2 separate regions of the Homo sapiens genome follow, and region 1 is linked to region 2. A link is an interaction called in ENCODE POLR2A ChIA-PET data of the cell type or tissue named here. Cell type or tissue: CD4-positive, alpha-beta T cell. All regions are shown on one strand. Each heading gives the region's core, and the rest is flanking DNA. Links, peaks and the distances in the headings are about the cores only.

Evidence for each region. ChIA-PET counts read pairs that join two places held together with the same protein. Peaks named below come from ENCODE experiments on the same cell type or tissue, not always from the same donor. Only the 100,000 strongest peaks of a DNase experiment are listed, where the experiment ranks them.
Region 1: POLR2A ChIA-PET joins it to region 2 with 6 read pairs; 3 of 35 experiments call an interaction of 5 or more read pairs at or near these places.

What each region holds. Positions count from the first base shown.
Region 1 is chr12:54,476,705-54,482,663 of GRCh38, reverse strand. No RefSeq gene overlaps it. Among named protein-coding and RNA genes, the nearest start is that of GTSF1, 6.1 kb to the right of the region's middle. In CD4-positive, alpha-beta T cell, for the core only: no CTCF peak of the experiment used is centred there; no DNase peak of the experiment used is centred there.
Region 2 is chr12:55,638,467-55,646,670 of GRCh38, reverse strand. It overlaps the pseudogene OR10AE3P. Among named protein-coding and RNA genes, the nearest start is that of OR10P1, 5.7 kb to the right of the region's middle. RefSeq lists an enhancer at 35-494. In CD4-positive, alpha-beta T cell, for the core only: no CTCF peak of the experiment used is centred there; DNase peaks (open chromatin) are centred at 3,820 and 4,200.

The sequences.
Region 1 (5,959 bases), core at 67-4,066, 1.2 Mb after region 2:
CTGTTCTAGCTTTTTTTTTTAATCCAACTCTTATTCCTCACCTCATTTAAACCTTCCCTATCTTCTTTAGTGATTTCTATCATGGCAGTTAAATATAGACAATTTTCTCCAACCTCAACCATACCACAAACCCTCACGAGAGAAGTCCGAATCATGTGTTGCTTTGTACTTGTTACACCACTAGTCTGCTGCTGTGCATCTAGTAGATATTGAAATACTTGATGCTTAAACTTAATGTTTAAAAGACCCAATTTATGACAGGCCAAAATCTCTGAAGTCATAATTGTTTTTTTTATTGCAGCTAGCTAAGCCTTTCAAAATAACGATATGGTTTTTTTTGCTTAGTTTAGTGATTATTTCAGGTGTATTTAGATTTACAATTAAAGGAAGTTATAGACAACTGAATATTTTATGCCCTTAGGAGGCTAATCCTTACTTATTTTCTAGAATAATCTTCTTACTTTATCTTTTTTTTTTTTTTTTTTTTTTTTGAGACAAGTCTTTACCTGTCACCTAGGCTAGAGTGCAATGGGGCAATCTCGGCTCACTTCAACCTCCAACTCCTGGGCTCAAGTAATTCTTCCACTTCAGCCTCCAGAGTAGCTGGAACTACAGGCACACCCCACCACACCTGGCTAATTTTTTGTAGAGACAGGGTTTCACTATGTTGCACAGGCTGGTGGGGTCAAGCAATCTACCCTCTTTGGTCTCCAAAAGTGCTGGGATTACAGGCGCAAGCCACTGTACCTGGCCTACTTTCATCTCCTGACTAAGGCCTTACACATATTTTCAATTTTTAAAATTATCCTTTGGTATATCGACACCACATTATAAAAACAAAAAAAAAGTTCCCTAAGAATAATGACCCAATATCATCAAATGTCTTTCTTTTTTTTTTTTTTTTTTTGAGATGGAGTGTCACTCTGTCGCCCAGGCTGGAGTGCAATGGTGCAATCTCGGCTCACTGCAACCTCCACCTCCCGGGTTGAAGCGATTCTTGTGCCTCAGCCTCCCAAGTAGCTGGGATCACAAGCGTGCGTCACCACGCCTGGCTAATTTTTGTATTTTTAGTAGAGACGGGGTTTCACCATGTTAGTCAGGCTGGGCTCGAACTCCTGACCTTGTGATCCACCCACCTCAGCCTCCCAAAGGGCTGGGATTACAGGCGTGAGCCACCGTGCCCAGCCCATCAAATGTCTTTCTTTATCATATTTTACATATAGAGAATCTTCCCTTAAAAGGCCATACAGTCTTATTTGACGTGACCACAATGATTTTGTTTTTCCAAACAAGGATATTTTTGAGTATGAAAGGGCTCACTATCAATAATTATCCTGGCTGTAATCCCAGTACTTTGGGAGGCCAAGGAGGGTGGATCACCTGAGATCAGGAGTTAGAGACCAGCCTGGCCAACACGGCAAAACCCTGTCTCTACAAAAAATTAAGAAATTGGCCAGGTGTGGTGGTATGTGCCTGTAATCCCAGCTACTCGGGAGGCTGAGGCAGGAGAACTGCTTGAACCCGGGAGGCAGAGGTTGCAGTGAGCCAAGATCACACTACTGCACTCCAGCCTGGGTGACAGAGCAAGACTCCATCTTTAAAAAAGTAAAAATAAAAATAATGATACTGGGACAACCAGACTAATCAGGTTGGCCACCCTAGTCTTAAGAGAAAAAAACATCATTTATTAGGCAACTGTGTCATTCAAAATATGGGTGCCAGAGCTACTCAAATCTTTAAGAAATTCTGAGGCCTTCGAAAGAAAGCATAATAGAAGTTAAAACATCACTTTGTGGCTTCTAACATAACATTTGGTCAAAGCTTTGAGAAACACCAAATAAACTTATGGGAAAAAAAATAAAAGCACATGCATTTTTTTTTCAGTAGAGTTTAAAAGTAATTGCCTCAAAGCCTTCCTAGATTTCCCAAAGCCTAAACTATTCCCCCATGTTCCCATAACAGGAGTCTCATGTCTCCGAATAACCTTTCATTCCACTTTATTATTGTTAAGCTATAGGACACTTGAAGATAGGTATGATCTTGACTATGTAGTCATCCTGTACCTAAAAGCAAGATTGCTGAATGTGGAGAATCTATATCTTATCAATGGGATAAAAAAAGACTCAGTAGTCTGGGCTAAATATTTCTCTCTTTTTTGTCTTTTTTTCTTTACTTCTTGTGGAGAATACCACAAGGTCTCACTATGTTATCCAGGCAGGTTTCAAACTCCTGGGCACAAGTTATCCTCCCACCTCTGCTTCCCTAAGTGTTGGAATTACAGGCGTGAGCCACTGCCACCAAACCTGGGCTAAATATTTCTATCAGAATAAATCAACCTTTCAAAAACTTTGGTAACCAGGTTCTCTTCTCTAAAAAGTTCTATTAGCTAAGCATGGTAGCAGGTACCTATGGCCCCACCTACTCAGGAGGCTGAGGAAGGAGGATCACTTGAACCCAGGAGGTCAAGGCTGCAGTGAACTGTGTTAACGCCACTGCACTCCAGCAGCCTCAAGGACAGAGCAAGACCCTGTCTCAAAATAAAATAAAATAATGAGTTCTATTAAGGTAATTCAAGGCCAGGCACAGTGGCTCATGCCCATAATCGCAGCACTTTGGGAGGCCAAGGCATGAGTATTCCTTGAGCCCAGGAGTTCAAGACCAGCCTGGGCAACATGGCAAGACCCCATCTCTAAAAAAAAAATGTTAAATTAGCCAGGTATGGTGGCAAGTGCCTGTGGTCCCAGCTACACAAGAGACTGAGGTGGGAGGATTGATGGAGCTCAGAAGGTTGAGGCTGCAGTGAGCCGAGATTGTGCCACTGCTGGGCAACACAGTGCGACCCTGTCTCAAAAAAAAAAAATGGCAATTTCAGTTATATTTCTGGAATAGTAAAGAATTTCCAGCTTTAAAGTTTATCCCCTAAAATCAGGTTTTAAGGTTTAAACCCTTACACTCATAGTATGAACTACGAGGGAAAAAATTGCTAAGGCCTGTTACTCATGTCCTAGATATGCACCAAAATATGCACCAAAACATATCCCATTAGTTCCACATCTTTATCTATCCTGTGGTTGGTCCATACTTTACAGGCCTTTTTGCTCTGCCTTTCCAAGTAGCTGCAGTATAAAACAGGCTCAAAAAAACCTAAATATTTTAGTCTCTTTTTCCCCCATGCTCTTCACAAGATAGATGATATCATATAGTTGCTGCAGCACCTGAAAAAATACACCTGTTCTCAAGTCAAATAATCAAGTATCTACTATGTTACTACTTAATTAAGAACTGTAGTGTATTGGGGGAAATAGGGAGATAGATGTTGGTGAAAAGGTATAAATATTCAGTTTAAGATGAATAAGTTCTAGAGACCTAATGTACTGCATGGTAACTATAGTTAATAATAATGTATTACATACTTGAAATTTGCTAAGGGAATAGATCTTAAGTATTCTCACCACACACACAAAAAAAGATAACTGTGTCAGATAATAGATTTGTTAATTAGTTCAATTGTGGAAATCATTACACAAGGTATACTTGGATCAAAACACCATGTTGTACACCTTAAATATATACAATTTATTTGCCAATCGCCTCAATTAAAAAAAAAACTGTAGTGGCCATGGTCCATTATTGGGGAACAATGTTGGCAACTATAGTATAGGGCAATGGTTCTCAAACTTTATTGGATATTAAAATTATTTGGAGGGCTTATTAAAACACAGACTGTAGGGCACCTCAGCCCCCAGAGTTTCTGATTCAGTTGGTCTGTAATGGGGCCCAAAATGTGCATTTCCTCAAATCCCAGGTGATGCCGATGCTGCTGGTCTATGCACCACACTTTAAGAGCCACTGGTGTCACGGACAGTTTCAGTGCTGGGAGGATAGGAGGGTGGAGGAAGATTACAAGAAAATATAAGGATTTGGGGCTGCACGGTGGCTTCTGCCTTTAATGTCAGCACTTCAGGGGGGCCAAGGCAGGGGAATGCCTTGAGCTCAGGAGTTCGGGACCAGCCTGGGCAACAGGGCAAAACCCTGTGGAGAGAAGAAAAAAAGAAAGGGAAAGGGGAGGAAGGAAGGGAGGAAGGGAGGGAGGGAGGGAGGGAGGGAGGGAAAAGGAAGAAAAAAGAGAAGAAAAGAAGGAAGGAAGGAAGGAAAAATGTAAGGACTAATCCCAAGTAAAGGTTAAAAGAAGGCTTCACAGAGAAAATTAACCTTGGATTTAAACATTTTATATGCCTTAAAATAATAGATCCACAAAACAGCAGTGTTGGAATTTTAGAATTGTTCTACGGAAGACCAGTCCTTTACAGAACTTTTAGTAAGGTTTTTTTAGTATAATTCTGCCCTTCTACCATCTTTTTCTTTTTCAACATAATCCATAGGTTCACACCTCCTACCATCTTTTCAACAGTCTTTTAAGAAGTTACCAAAGTGATGCTTATGAACTTTGGCTTACAATTTACATCTTAGGTGCCAGCACTAGAAAGAGAGTAAGAGATATTTGTTGCTGAGTCCTGGGGAAAGAACTATATATGTAAAGGAAAAACATAAAGAATAGATTTGTCAGGTATACAGGTAACTATTACAGGCAATGTGGATTACAGAAATACGTAACATTTACATGTTAGAACATAGAATGGCTCTAGGACAAACAAAATATCACTACCAGTTTTTCTTCACTCATCCTGTATTTTGCTTTAGCTTCTAGAACTGAATGTTGGCTCTTCTTGGCAAGTCCTCATTAGCAACTCTTTTTTAAACATAAATTTATTTTCATTGGCTCTCACTACCTCTCCCTGCTACTTTTCCTGAACAATTGTAACCAACCCCATATTTTCACCCTCCCCTAAAGCAATATTTCCTAATCTATTCTCACTTATTCTCACCAAGAAGAATATCTGTTACCCCATAGAGCCCCTCTTCTTTTTTTTTTTTTTTTTTTTTTGACACGGAGTCTTGCTCTGTCACCCAGGCTGGAGTGCAGCTCTGCCTCCCGGGTTCAAGCGATTCTCCTGTTTCAGCCTCCTGAGAAGCTGGGACTACAGACAGACACCGCCATACCCGGCTAATTTTTTTTTCTTTTTTTTGTATTTTTAGTAGAGATGGGGTTTCACTATGTTGACCAGACTGGTCTCAAACTCCCGACCTCAGGTGATCTGCCCATCTCGGCCTCCTAAAGTGCTAGGATTACAGGCGTGAGCCACCACGCCCAGCCGAACCCTCATTTTGAAAGAATTTGCAACTGAATTTATTGAATAATTTTTCCATTTTTAATTATACACCCAACTGCCAAACAGAAATCATAATTAGATGAGAGAAAAATTAATAATTAGATGAGAGAACCAGGACTTGATTAATAAAACCTAAGCCAGAAACAAAAAAATATATTTTGGTCTTTTGACGGGCAAAAGTTTTAAGTTTTATTAGGGTTGTCTGAAAACAGAAAGTTTCTAAAGAACCTCAAGGACTACTGGAATGCCTTCAATCCTAAAATCTGAGAAAACTATCTTCCTAACAAAGGGTTTTTTCCAATAACTAAGAGAATAGATCTATTTATTCATTAGTTCAGATATTTTATTTTTACTATTATTAATTCTTTCGTTTTAAATTTTTCTTCTTTGAGACAGTCTTACTCTGTCGCCCAGTCTGGAGTACAATGAACTGCAAACTCAGCTCACTGCAGTCTTGACCTCCTGGGCTCAAGGAATCCTCCCACCTCAGCTTCCCGAGTAGCTGTGACTACAGGCACCCACCATCAGGCCTAGCTAATTTTTGTATTTAGAGAAACAGAGTCTCATCATCTTGCCAAGGCTGGTCTCAAACTACTGAGCTCAATCAATCCACCCGCCTCAGCCTCCCAAAGTGCTGAGATTACAGGCATGTGCCACCGCACCCAGCCAACTATTATTAATTCTAAGAATATAATCTATAGGAGGCTGGGGGTGGTGGCTCACACCTG
Region 2 (8,204 bases), core at 2,188-6,187:
GCACAGCATGACTGAGCTTGTTTTGTTGGTGCTCTCAGGTTTTGGTTCCGTCCGGGGCCTTCTGTTTTGGGCAGTGCTCTGCAAACATCTGGTGACCCTGCTGGACAACTCCCTGATCGTCGTCCTCGCCCTGGCAGCCTCTGCCTGCGCTGGCCCACGCACTTCCTCCTGCACCACTTCTCCTTAGGGGAGGTCCCACGCCACAGCGGCGGAGTCTCGGATGCAGGCCGATTCCCTTCCCCCGCCGCACTAGCCCACCGGTAGGCGGCTTCCCGCTGCTGGGTTTCTTCGCCCTCCCTGGCATCGCCGAATGCGCTTGCGCAGGGCCATGGCCTCCGCCGCTGTGACGCCATCTGCCGGCCGCTGCATTCTACTACCTGAGGAGCCCTAGTCTTCCGAGCCCGCTTCGCCTTCACCTTGCCCTTCTGCGGCGCAGCACCACCCGCTACTTCCGGCTGGATTCTCGGCCTGTGCTGAGACCTTTAAAATAACACTGATTTTCTTAACTTTTGCAAACTATGCATCTGACAAAGGTCTAATATCCAACATATATAAAGAACTTCGGGAGGCTGAGGCAGGAGAATGGTGAGAACCCGGGAGGCGGAGCTTGCAGTGAGCCGAGATTGCACCACTGCACTCCAGCCTGGGCAACAGAGTGAGACTCCATCTCAAAAAAAAAAAGAACTTAAATTTATAAGAAAAAAAACCAAACAATCCTACTAAAAAGTGGGCAAAAGACATGAATAGACACTTTTCAAAAGAAGACATACATGCAGTCAACAAGCTTATGAAAAAAAGCTCAACATCGCTGATCATTAGGGAAACGCAAATCAAAACCATAATGAGATACCACCTCACACCAGTCAGAATGGCTATTACTAAAAAGCAAAAAACAAAAACAAAACAGATGCTAATGAGGTTGTGGAGAAAAAGGAACACTTGTATACTGCTGATGGGAGTGTAAATTAGTTCAACCATTGTGGAAGACAGTGTGGCAAGGAAGAGAAGAATGGGGAAGGTATAGATACTTAATATTCTTATGATGCAGAAAGGATCCAATGAAGACACAAACTCACTTTTCCTCAGTTTACCAAGGACTGGGTGGGACATATTTGGACTGGAAGTACACTATGAATACCAGGGAGCAAAAAGCCCATGTCTGTCCTTGGGAGTAGGGGACATCAAAGAAGAGAATAGATTTCTTTCTTTTAGTGGAAAGTCTAGGAGTAGAGGATAAGGAGCTGGCTAAGGAAGGCTGACCAGAAGGCTGGGTTGTAGATAGCACTATGACAGGGTGGTTTGGAGCTTGCCTCTGGTGGTTGGCAAGTCCAAGATCAAATCCTGATCATCACTTACCATCTGAAATAGTGGGAGTTTTCTTTACATCTTTGTGCCTTAAATTCTGCATCTGTAAAGTCATGACAATAATCGTTTCTATGTATCACAGGGTTGCTGTGAGGATTAAACACAGCCTTCCTCAGCCATTCTATACCACATCATCACTTGACATATAAATTAACTTGTTTGTTTGTGGCTTCTCTCCTTTCATTAAAATGAGATGTACCATAAAGGGGGAAGGGAAGAAACTGCCTGTCTTGTTTACCAGTGTATCCCTAGTGCCTGGCACATAGTAGGTATTCAGGAAATATTTGCTGAATCGATAAGTAAATGAATATATGAAAGCTGCTTAGCACAGTGCATGTAGGTAATAGTGTTCACTAATCTATTTCGATTATACTATAATTGCTACTACTATCATTTGCCTTCTTATGAACTTTGATGATGACTTTCAGAGCAGTTTTTAGATGTCTTAAAAGTTTGAGACTTTGTTAAAAAAATCCCCCTAAAGTTGCTGGAAAGTTTAAAATGTGTTAATGCTGAAGAGAGGAAGGGGAGAAGTGTGTGTGGGATTTGGGGAAGAGAGTTTTTGGAAAAGAGGAAATCCTGGTGTGAGCTATGAGGGGGATAACTCAGAAAGGATCAGATGGGCCATAGGGGCCATGAAAGAGGAGGAAAGAAGCAGGTGAACAATTCTGGGTTAGAGAAAACCTGACTCTGGTAGCTCAAGGAGTTGAGAGGAATCTTGGAAAACCAGGCTTAGGCAATGATCAGGTACCAAAAGAAGCTGAGAGGCCAGAACCACAGGCCAGGTCATAGCACAGGGGTGGTTGGCTAGGATGCTGCAGGCACTGCTGGCACTGTTGCCCGTGACTCCTCTGGCACCGTGCAGGTGCTGAGGCTGCTGCTGGTGGGCCTGGATGCCACTGTGGTCATCACCAAAATGAATTGTAAACTTTACTTCTTTGAATCACTTGCACCTGATTCAAAGTCTTAGGCAGTTGCATCTGCTAGGACTAGCTAAGATCACAGGGCTGTGTCTCGGCTGTCAGAGTTTAGAGAATCCACAAATTTGGGCCTAATGGCTTCTGTAGAAGTGGATAGAGCTTTGTCCCCCACAAGCTCTATCCACTTAGAGCTTGGGGGGAAGACCCTGTTAAGTTCATGGATGGCCTCCTTTCCTGCCATTATGACCCTTCTATTTGTAGGCCTATTAAGAATGAACTGGGGCCAAGCTCAGTGGTCCACACCTGTAATCCTAGCAATTTTGGAAGGCCAAGGTGGGAGGATCACTTGAGGCTAGGAGTGCAAGACCAGCCTGAGTAACATAGCGAGCCCTCATCTTTACAAAAGTAAAAATAAAAAATTAGTTGGAGGTCATGGCATGTGCCTGTGGTCCTAGCTATTTGGGTGGCTGAGGCGGGAGGATCACTTGAGCCTAGGAGTTCGAAGCTGCAATGAGCCTTGATTTTACCACTGCACTCCAGCCTGGGCGACAGAGCAAGCTCCTGCTCCCACATCCCCATACCCCCCAAAAAGATTGATTTGCTGGAGAATGAGGTATATGCAACCTCCTTTTGTTTTCAGGCTGTGCTTGGGCCCCATCTGATTTTACCAATTTCACTTGTCTATTAAGTGCTATTGGGGATACTTAACTTTAGGGTGAGTGGGTCAAATTACACCCAATTCATGGTGTGCAATACTGTTCCATAGTCACCTGGTGTCCAGTGGTCAGCTGTTCAGTGTATACTGTTGCCTACAAGCAGCCCAAGAGCAGTTTCACAAAAGGATCTTGATTGTTTGCCCCAAAGGGCAAGGTTTGGCTCCCAAATCTGTGATTCACCTCTTGGATTTACCGCAGGCTCCAGTGCCACTGACACTGAGCCTCTTACAGTCTGCTGGGCAGTTGGGAGGCCCAGTGGCGGAACTGCAGCGTGGGCCACTGGGAGAGCATTTGCTTCCTCTGGCTTTTAGGACATCCGATAAGTGGGTTGAAGCAGCCAACCCAAAAGGACTATATGTCGCTTCCCAAATCCAGATAACTACAAGAGGTCTTTTCTTACTGTAGGGAGCAAAAGGTGAGGCAACTTGTCCGTAACATTTGAGGAGATACCCTGATATCCCCAGAAAACCTTCACAGAGAGGCCAGGCCCCTAAATTTATCTCCTAGTTATAAATGTACATCAAGGGTACCTGCCATTTTCCTCTCTCCAGATGCTGTCAGTGTAGTTTCATCAATAGAATGGACCAGTGTGGTGCTCTACGGGGTGGTGACCTGATGAAGGTGCCTGTGGATTTGGTGGCGCAGAGCGAGAAAGCCGATGTAACCCTGAGGCAGGATAAGAAGGGTGACCTTGTGCCCTGCCAGGCAACAGCAAGTGGCTTCTGGAATCTTCTCTGCTTATGAGACGGGAAAAATTGCATTTTCTTTCTCAAGATTTGCATACCCAGTCCAGATGAGAGGAAGTGGCTTCCAGCAGAGGAGGCTCTCCTGTCCCCGCCCCCCACACCGTGTGTCACTGATCTCATTTTCTTGCCTCTGTTTATGCTCCTTAGCTCCTTGGCTGCCCTCATCTTTCTACTTTCTCTAAACTCACGTTTTTGGAGGGAGAATTGAAAGCATGGGCTCTAGAGCTGGAAACTCAAGTCTGTTATTTCCTAGCTGTGTTACCTAGGGAAAGTTGTTTAATGTCTCTGTGCCTCGGTTTCCTCAACTGGTTGAAATTGGCATAACAATAGAGTTGACCTACAGGTGGACCTACTGTCAAGCTTAAGCTTTTGGGGCTCTTCATTTGTATGGGTTCCTCATAAAGGTGTGGAAAGAGCCTTAGCAATTGTGTTCCTGTGGTCAAATGTCCTTATATAAATTGCAGAAGTGATGTGTTAACTGCAGGCTGTTGTAATGTCTGTCTTTTTCACTCTTGCTTCCTCTCTGTCACATTTCCTCTTCTTCTGGGGGGTGTTGAAGTAGCCATGGATATTTTTTATTAAATAGAGCTGTCTTAAATTGTATGAGCTTTAGGTCCCATAAAATTGAGATCTGTACCTCGTAGAGTTTTTATGGGGATTAAATAAGACAGTTACAGGTTAAGAGGTTAGTATAGTCTTTGGTACCTAGCATGTATGTGATGTTACCTATTCTTATTACTATTCATTCTGGTTTGACTGTCTTTCCATGCTTCCTGTTCAGATTCTAATCATCTCCAAGTTCTGCCTGCTCCAGATCACTGCACCGTATCTCTCTATCTTTTCAGTAGAGAGTGTCTTGGCCACCTGGATCCTGGTTGCAGCAGTGGCATCTCTGGGGGACATTTGTCTTTTTTTCTGTCTGTCCAGTGCCTTTGGAACACCCTTTCAATGTTTGGGAAGTTTTATGCCTCACTGGTCTTCATTCCCCAAGGTAAATTGCTTTTCCAGATTCTACAGAGGAGGATGCAGAATTCACCATCTAATGAGCTTGTAGGGAAGGCATCTGGCAGAGCCCAGGCCTGTCGTCCCGAGAGCCAGCTGTAGGCACTGGGCAGTGCTGTGTGAACTGTGCTGCCAGTGCCGTGGAGTTGACACTGGAGCTGCCCTTGCGGGTGCTGAGTGTCACCCTGGCCACACGGCTGGTAAACCTGTTCCCCTTGGAGACGCTGTGCACTGTGAAATCTTCTTTGAATAATTAGTCTCTGCTTAAGATGATCAGAGTGGAATCTGTCGTTTGCAACTAAGTGCCCTGACTGATGGACTGGTTTGTGGTCTCTGTGTCTCTTTTTGGTGCCTCTATTACCTATTTTCCATACCACAGCTAGAGTGATCTTTTAAAAACTCAAACCTGGTCTTGTCACTGAGGATGAGCCCCCAAGTTCTCAAGTGGCCCACAACATCCTTATGGTCTGTACCCAGTGGAGGTGGGAGCACTAGTAATTACCCTGATCCTTAGGCTTTCCACAAGGTGAAGGGATTTTTTATTCCACTCCCAGAGAGAAACAAGTGTAGAAACACTTCCTGCCGTCCTCTCTGGCCCCTGACTTGCTTCTTCATAGGTGGAGGAGTGACCTTAGTTACTCATGGTACTGTAGAGAGCATTTTTGCCTTCTTTGGTTTTTCTTTCAGGCTGTCTTGCCTTTGGCCACATGTACTCTTTTCCCTTCAAATGGTGAGCCCCTGCTTGGAGTGACCTGTAATTTGTATGGATCCTCTGTCTGTAACTGGGTGATAGTGGTGAATGCAGGGAGTATGACATTTATTTTGTTTTATTATTTTAATTAAAAAAACCTAAATAGAGGCAGGGTCTCGCTATGTTGGCCAGGCTGATTTCAAACTCTTAGTCTTAAGCAATCCTCCTGCCTTGGCCTTCCAAAGTGCTGGGATTACAGGCATGAGCCACTGCACCTGGCCTATTATTTTAATTGATACATAATAATTGTACATATTTGTGGGGTACACTGTGATGTTTTAATACATGTATACACTTGTGTAATAAGTAAATCAAGATATTTAGCATATTGTAAACTAAAGATGAAATCCCACGCCCCCCACCCACTGAGAAACCTTAAAAACGGAGTCCTCAGCCATGATGGCTGCTTTCATGACTGACATGGACCTCTGGCTACCGGTGCAGCCATGGCAATCACTGTGCTCAGGGATCCAGAACAATCTAGAAGATGGAATAGAAGGTCAGACACACTTTATTGTACCTCCTCTCTTCTATGGTTTAGACACAACAATTGACCAGCATTAATGTTAAAATAGAGGTCATGAGATTGACAGAATAGACTCTTTGTGGCAATAATATATCAAATTATGAACAGGACTTAAGGCCATGCCAGGCAAAGGTTAAGTCACACATTCCTACACTTAAAGAATAAACTATGTTCTAACTGCCACAAGGTTTTCCTTTTTCTCTAGCAGCTAAACAAGCTCTGGCTTCGAGATAAGCAATAGCAAAACAGTTGTAGCTCCTCCACCACCAGACACTTACTGGCTGACTCCCCTGTTCCACAAGCCATAACTACAGCTTTGATTGGCCAAATGATTGATTTCAGTAACTTTCTCCTGATAAGAAGACCACTGCCCAGGGGCTGCTTCTGGCCAGTTTACAGAGGCTGCACACTTGAATGCCTTTGTGTCTCTGCTTCACCTTTTGATGTAAGGGTCTAAATTGTAATGCACGTAAATGTTAAGTTTGCACCCCAAGGTGAACATGGGTCATATGCTACATATATGTTTATTTAGCACCTACATGTTAGGACCACCTTCAGGAATATTCCTAGCTCCTCCCGTAACCTACTGAATGTGTACACCTGGCCAACCTGCTTAGCACATAAATCCCTGTTCCACCTGCCTCTCCCTCGAAGTGCCTGCCTTTTGGGCTTTGGCTGGAGCCTATGCTTCCCAGCCTGTTAGAATGGCCACCTTACATGCTGTAACAGTTTTTAAGAAATAAAGCCTCCTGCTGGGGGCGGTGGCTCACGCCTGTAATCCTAGCACTTTGGGAGGCCAAGGTGGATGGATCACTTGAGCTCAGGAGTTCGAAACTAGCCTGGGCCACATGGTGAAGCCCCGTTTCTACAAAAAAACAAAAACAGACAAAAAAACCCCAAAATTAGCTGGTATGGCAGCATGTGCCTGTAGTCCCAGCTACTTGGGAAGCTGAGGCTGGAGGATCACTTGAACCAGGGAGGCTGAGGTTGCAGTGAGCCAAGATCATACCACTGCATTCCAGCCTGGGTGACAAAGTGAGACCCTGTCTTAGAAAAAAAAAAAAAAAGAAATCTCCCTTTCTAAATTTATAATTACCTTATGCCTTTATCATTTCTTTGTGGTGAAAACATTCAAAATTCTCTATTCTAGCTATTTTGAAATCTACAATACAATATTGTTACCTGAGGTCACCCTATGGTGCCATAGAACACTAGAACTTATTCCTTCTAAACGTACCTTTGTATCCACTGACCAATCCCTCCCTATGTCCCCTTCCCCACTTCCTTCTCCAGGCTCTGGTAACCACCATTCTACTCTCTATTTCTAGGAATGAGAACAACTTCATGAGACTTATTTTGACTGGATCATCTGAGGTCAGGAGTTCTAGACCAGCCTGGCCAACATAGTGAAACCCCATCTCTACTGAAAATACAGAATTAGCCGGGCGTGCCTGTAATCTCAGCTACTTGGGAAGCTGAGGCAGGAGAATTGCTTAAACCTGGGAGGTGGTGGAGGTTGCAGTGAGCCGAGACTGCGTCTTTGCACTGCAGCCTGGGCGACAAGAGCAAAACTTCATCAAAAAAAAAAAAAAAAAAAGAAAAAAGAAAAGAAAGAAGTGGGTGCAGAGGCTGGGCTACAGAAGAACACACTGATTCCCATGGCTGAATACTCCTTCGCACAAGAGCAGAGCCTCTGTGAGGGATAAGGACTCCTTGAAGATCACAGGGGTGGTAAGAGGGAAGACTGGGTTCCCATCATTTCCTGAACAGCTCATGTTATTGATGAAATGTTGAGGTCTCTCCTCACTGAAAGCCAGAGTTTCTGGCATTTCTTGGCTAGAGGACACAAAGGTGGTAATGATGTGTGAGAGGTGAGGGAATAGAGGGGACGTGGAACAGCCTGTCTTTTTGCCTCGGCCTTCTGCTGCCCTTTAGCTATGGGGGGCTCCAGGGAATAAAGCAGGAGAAACATCTGTCCCTGGGCTGAGGGAAGTGGGCAGCCGGTGGCACCTCAGCACAGAGGGATGGGAGTGTTTTCCTTCCACCTTGTCTTGCTTCTGGCTCCCTGGTTAGCTCCAGCTCTGGATCCTGCCTCTCAAGCTGGTGGGTCTTCTGGAATCCCTGACCAGCTCTTTCCCAAAAGCACCCACAGTAGGACACCCCAGTGTGTTTCTGGGA